Regions from separate parts of the Homo sapiens genome. Here region 1 is linked to region 2. A link is a loop called in an ENCODE intact Hi-C map of the cell type or tissue named here. Cell type or tissue: endothelial cell of umbilical vein. All regions are shown on one strand. Links, peaks and the distances in the headings refer to the core of each region. The heading gives the core; the rest is flanking DNA.

What was found. A loop is a pair of places that touch in the nucleus more often than their neighbours do. Peaks named below come from ENCODE experiments on the same cell type or tissue, not always from the same donor. Only the 100,000 strongest peaks of a DNase experiment are listed, where the experiment ranks them.
Region 1: it touches region 2 in a loop (4-fold over the local background); 2 of 110 quality-filtered maps call a loop at or near these places.

The regions. Positions count from the first base shown.
Region 1 is chr14:24,983,943-24,986,868 of GRCh38, forward strand. The region is part of intron 1 of STXBP6 (syntaxin binding protein 6); the gene reads right to left. Among named protein-coding and RNA genes, the nearest start is that of STXBP6, 65 kb to the right of the region's middle. In endothelial cell of umbilical vein, for the core only: no CTCF peak of the experiment used is centred there; a DNase peak (open chromatin) is centred at 1,449.
Region 2 is chr14:24,932,895-24,935,820 of GRCh38, forward strand. All of the region lies in intron 2 of STXBP6 (syntaxin binding protein 6), which reads right to left. Among named protein-coding and RNA genes, the nearest start is that of STXBP6, 120 kb to the right of the region's middle. In endothelial cell of umbilical vein, for the core only: no CTCF peak of the experiment used is centred there; a DNase peak (open chromatin) is centred at 1,597.

The DNA of each region.
Region 1 (2,926 bases), core at 299-2,798, 51 kb after region 2:
AAAGTATTCTCTAAATCAAACATCAATTTTAAAACATTCCTTATTCATTGAGAGGCCAAGGTGGGTGGATCACGAGGTCAAGAGATCAAGATCATCCTGGCCAACATGATGAAACCCTGTCTCTAGTAAAAATACAAAAATTAGCCGGGCGTGGTGGCATGCACCTGTAGTCCCAGCTACTTGGGGGGCTGAGGCAGGAGAATCACTTGAACCCGGGAGGTGGAGGTTGCAGTGAGCCGAGATCGTGCGACTGCACTCCAGCCTGGCAACAGAGTGAGACTCTGTCTTAAAAAAACAAAAACAAAAACAAAGAAACCAAAGAAAAAGAAAAAAGAAACCTTCCTTATTTGAATCGCTGATTTGGAGAATATCACCACTTTACAATTTCTTGGAAGAGTTTGAGTAAGTTTTCTGTAATTGATATATCATCAGTGTTATACTCCAACATGACGTCTTCACAGCAGTGAGAGGCACAGAAGCAATGTGACACTCTGAGGAGCCATTTTACACATACCTACTCTGTTTAAAAGGCAAGACACTGTGCCCTTCAATGCCTCAATTTCCCAAATGAAATTTCCAGTGAGGTTTATGAACACTTCTGATCTCATTAAGGATCTGGCCAAGGACTGTAATTCCAACTTATCTGATCTCCCCAAGGGTCAACTTCACGAATTCATGCCAGTGTAGTACAATCTGAATGGTGATCGAAAGGCTTCCTTCTCAGCCTCCAAAAGCAATTTCCCCATCTGTCAGCTACCTCAAATTCTGACATAAGAGATGTATATACTTAGATATGTGACTTTGGTATTCAAAAAATCCTTATTAATATGCTTATACTCCGGGTGCAGAGACTTTTACAGATGAGGAAACTAAAGCTAATTGGTTAAGTAAATTGTCCTACATCACACAGCTCAAGGGCAGAGCAGGGACTTAAACCTAAGATGCATGACTCCAGAAGCCTTTGCTCTTTCTTACTATCTCATATTGAAGAAATGAGAAAGGTACGGAAAGGTGAGGCTGGAATGCATTCTAGGTAAAACAGGACAAATTCAACTGCTTTACACTTTTGCCTCTGGCCACATTTTCTGGTGTACAAGATACTGTTATCACCCTAGCCCAGCAGCTACAAAGATAACAAATCGAGCTGTAGTTTGAAGTCATTCTTTCTGGATATCTGTTCATCTTGTGTGTGCATATCATGCTGGTTCGTTGGCAAAGGAGTTGCACAGCCTTATTAGGATAGAGCTTGTTTTGATTCTACAAATAAAAATGGGAGTTGACAATACATTAGCAGAGAGATTCTGCAACAGATCTCTAACTCCATAAAGGGGACAATGCCTATGAAAGCCTCATCACAGCTGCTCACCACCATCATTTCGAGACCTGCAGTTTGCAACAGGAGTCAACTCCTGAGATCTTGGATGGCTGCCACAAGGCAGTTTTATGAGCCTTGCAGGCTACTTTCCAAACCGGAAAACGCTTAAATATGAAAGGCACATTTTCAAAGGTTTCTGCTGGTTCTCAAGGGAAGTCCTCTTCCACTTCCTTTGCTGTATTACCCCCACTCTGGCATTTCAAAAGCACAACTTGGACCCTCCCTGTTACCTTCCTGTTCCCACTTTTTCTGGGCCTTCTATCTTTTGCTGACAGTGCTTCAAGGAACCTTAGCTTCTCCAGCAGCAATGCCCTGAGTTTCACCAATTTCAAAGGCTCTGCAAGAAGAATTTCATCATTTTACTTTACGGAGAAGGATCTCAGCAAGATATTCACAAATAAGCTAACCAACCACATTATTTGACACCCTTTTGGGCCTTACACACCAGCAGCTTACACCTCAGTTAAAAAGTGTGGGCACAGCAGAAATGTGGCATTCTTAAGCTTAAAAGTTTAATGCCTGGAAGTGATCCTAGTGATGGTCTATCTCATCCAATTACCTCACTTAACACATAAGGAAACTGAAGTCCAGAGGGTGATTCCAAAGTCACACAACAGAAGAGTAGCAAAACCAATATTAGGGCTAAATATTGCTCTCGACTTTTTTAAGTAAAAAACAGAGAAACATGAAATGATAATGTAAATAGTAGAGCAGTGCCGAATTTGTGGAAGGTGAGAACAGGTGGTGTGTTGGGGGAATGATGATAACAGAGAAAGAGAAAACATGATTAATCACAGTGGGGACTCTTCTCAGATTAAATTTTTTTTCTTGGGAATTGGCTTGAAATTAAGTGCTGAACTAGAAAACCTCTAGCCCATAGAGTTCTAAACCTTAACTCTTGGCTATCACCTTTTTCCCCTTGAATTTTCACAGTTTGTTTTCTCATTTGGCTATTGAGGCCAAAAGCAATGATGGTCTGCCCAAGCGGAACAGCCCAGGATAGTCCAAGAAGCACAGACTAACTCTGGCCAAGCTCCAACCCACAGGCCTCTGTATTGACTCCAACTGAGCCCCTTCTACAGTCTCCAGGCTCTGAGCCACTGGCAGAAGAATACACCCTGGGAAAAGTCACATGTCCATTCTCGGTTTGGGAATTAATGTGCTGGTGTTGGTGGTCTCCTGAAAGCACACACTAACCATACCAGGAGCCTGGATCAGCTGTTGACAGGGTTTCTCAGTACCTATTCCAGGCCCTGGTAAACAACAGGGTGGGAAAATAGGAATCCGTCTAGCCCAGTTCTTGTCTTTGGAACTGCACCCTTCAGCCGCAGCACAAAAACACCACCAGGTGCCTGCAATCTGTAATCAGTGCTCTATTAAAACACTCTCAGAAACACTGGAATTATCCTGATTTCCACACACAGCTGCACAAGGTCCTGTTGGGTAACTGGAGAGTCTTTACAGGTTCACTTAAGCTACAAACTAGAATGCCTTGGTTAGGATTGAGCACATTCAATGGTGAAATCTCCATGTGAGTGGAATGGGTGGATA
Region 2 (2,926 bases), core at 160-2,659:
TTTTGACCATGTTAAGTTTGGGAAGCCTAGTAGACATATGAATGGAAATGGTGACTGGGCAGCTGAATGTAAAGATTTAAAGCAGTAGAAAGGGGTCCAGGCTAAATATAAGATCTCAATTTGGAAATCTTGGGCATACAGATAATATTTGAAGTCACATCACTGGGCTGGGCATGGAGGCTCAAGCCTGTAATCCCAGCACTGTGGAGGCCAAGGCGGATGGATTGCTTGATCTCAGGAGTTTGAGACCAGCCTAGCCAATATGGTGACACCCTGTCCCTATAAAAAATACAAAAAATTAGCTGGGTGCAGTGGTGACTGCCTATAGTCCCAACTACTTGGGAGGCTGAGGTGGGAGGATCCCCTGAGCAAGGGAGGTGGACAATGCAGTGAGCCAAGATCATGCCACTGCACTCCAGCCTGAGTGACAGAGTGAGATTCTGTCTCAAAAAAGTAAAATAAAATAAAGTCACATAGCTGGAAACTTCCTAAAGAGCACATATACATAGAAAGGAGTAGAAGATTTAGGAACTGAAACAGTATCCAGAGGTCGAAAGGGGTAGGAGACAGCAAGGAGACAGAAGAAATGGTCAGTACAGACACAATTTCTGCATGTACTGAGGGGCTAATCCACCAAAAAGCTTTAGTATTTTTTATTACTATTATTGTTGTTATTGTAATTTTTAAAAATGTATTTTTATTTAACTTTTTTTTTGCAGTCGACACACTTTCACCCTTGGGAACTGAGATTATCTTGTGAATTTAAGAACAAAGATCATCAAGCTTCATCACATTGTGTTGTCTCTACTTGAATACCAAATTTTGTTGAATATTATAGAACACACGCTCCTATAAAAATGCTTTATAGATTTAGCAGTTTTCAATTGTATCCTACATTTTATCAAAATTGGGCATGCTTTTTTAACGTAATTATTAAAAAAGAAACCTAAAATATACAAAGTCCAGTTAAAAGAAAACTTACTTCTATGTAAAAACTCTTGTATTCTTGGGGAGATCAAGTGATTTTCCAAGGTTACAGAGCAATTTAGGGACCCGAGAATTAGTAACTATCCAATTCCTAGACAAAGCAATGAGAAAAAGACAAAAATAATAGTGAATGTAGGGGCAGAAAATACCAAAATTGAAGCAATGAAAGAGAAGAAGATAGCAATGGAATTCAAAGATGATCCCACAAAAGATAACTGTTACCTAAAGAAAAGAATCCAATGAGTGGAGCATAAAATATTAAGACACATGATAGAAGAAAACTTCCTGAAATAAAAACAAATTGAACTTGTAGATTTTATAGAGTATACAGGTTAATATAAAGACATCACCTTGTTAAGTTTTTGAACCTAAAATATCAAGAAATAATTCTCTAACATTAAGACTGAATAAAAGTGAGTCATTTACAGAAGGGGAAAATAAATCAGACTTGGTCAAAGCTTCTTCCTGGCAACATTCAGTGACAGAAGTCAGTAAAACAACTAGAAAGTTATGGGAGAAAGAAAGTACTATCTAAGAATATTGCACACAACATTCTTGTTCAAAGTATAAACACAACAGACATTCTCAAACATGAAAGAACGTAAGGACAAAATGTAGCACTCTCATCACCTCTTGAAAAGGATAACAGACATTCCATGATGACATCCAGCCTATCAAGAGCTGAATAAAAATAAAGGCTAAACATGGAGAGGCCACGGTTAACGGATCTGGGATAAGCATCAAATCCATTAACATACAGAACTAAGACTAAACAATTGTAGGAAGGAAGCATGTTTGCAGAATAGAATGTAAATATTAGAGTCCCTGACAAAGTAAAAATAATACAACTAATAAAAGCCAAGGGGCATAGGAGGAAAAATAAGAAGTATAATAATTTGTTTATAAAATCAATAAAGTCACTCTCTAAAACAAAATTCCTAAGAATTTTGTTGTTAGGAGGTCAGAGGCAAACTGACCTCTGATAGAGAACACCAAAAGACACATTTTAAGAACCTTAAGTGATATTAATACTCTTTTTAAAAAAAATCTCAAAAAATACTTGATTTACTTTACATTTATAACATTAATGCATCTCACAGAGTTCCTTAGGTCTCCTGGAGCAATGGGATGGTGGAAGAGGGGAATACGAAACGAAGGTACAGAAAACCTCTAAAAGAGACTGATCTTCCCACAGAGAAATGTGCACCATCTAGAAATGTATTTTATAAAAATTAGTATTGCACTATAGCACTGAATTAAAATCCTTTAGTAAATATGAAAAAGCAGCAAGGGCAAATGTGGGATCATTAGATACACTCAGCTTCTCATAACAATAAGCCACAGTTAATCCTGCAGGGCCTCTTATGTGCAAATAGGTTTTGCTAGACAACATTTATAATATAGGAATCTCCAAATTATAGAAAGAAACAAATTTGAGGCAATGAAGGAAAAGCTAGAAAATAAAGTTGAGAGTGAAGTTAAGAGAAGTGTCAAAACAAACAAAAGAAAAAGAGATAAAAAGCAACATCCGTCCCCTGACCAAATAAATCCATATATATGATTCATGTGAAAAGGCTCAGCAAGAAGTAAGAAAGAGCCAAACTAAGTCAAAACAAGTAAGAATAATCTAAATTTCAAAAGGAAGAAAAACATCTCCATGTTGTGGAGATATGTGTGGTGAAGTTTCAAAAGGATGATTGATATTAATAAGATGGGGTTATATGGGCTTTGCATACAATATAACAGTATTTTCTAAAAACATCTAAGAGGAAATGTGTCTGCAAAGAGTATAAAATGTCTACTTTCGAACACACTTGTTATTTCAGATTATATGACACTAAAATACAATTATACTAGATTGCTTTTTCTTTGACTTCTTTTATTGAAATCCAAGATAAGCCAACATGACTCCACCTAGAAAGTCTTTCTTCTCAGATGT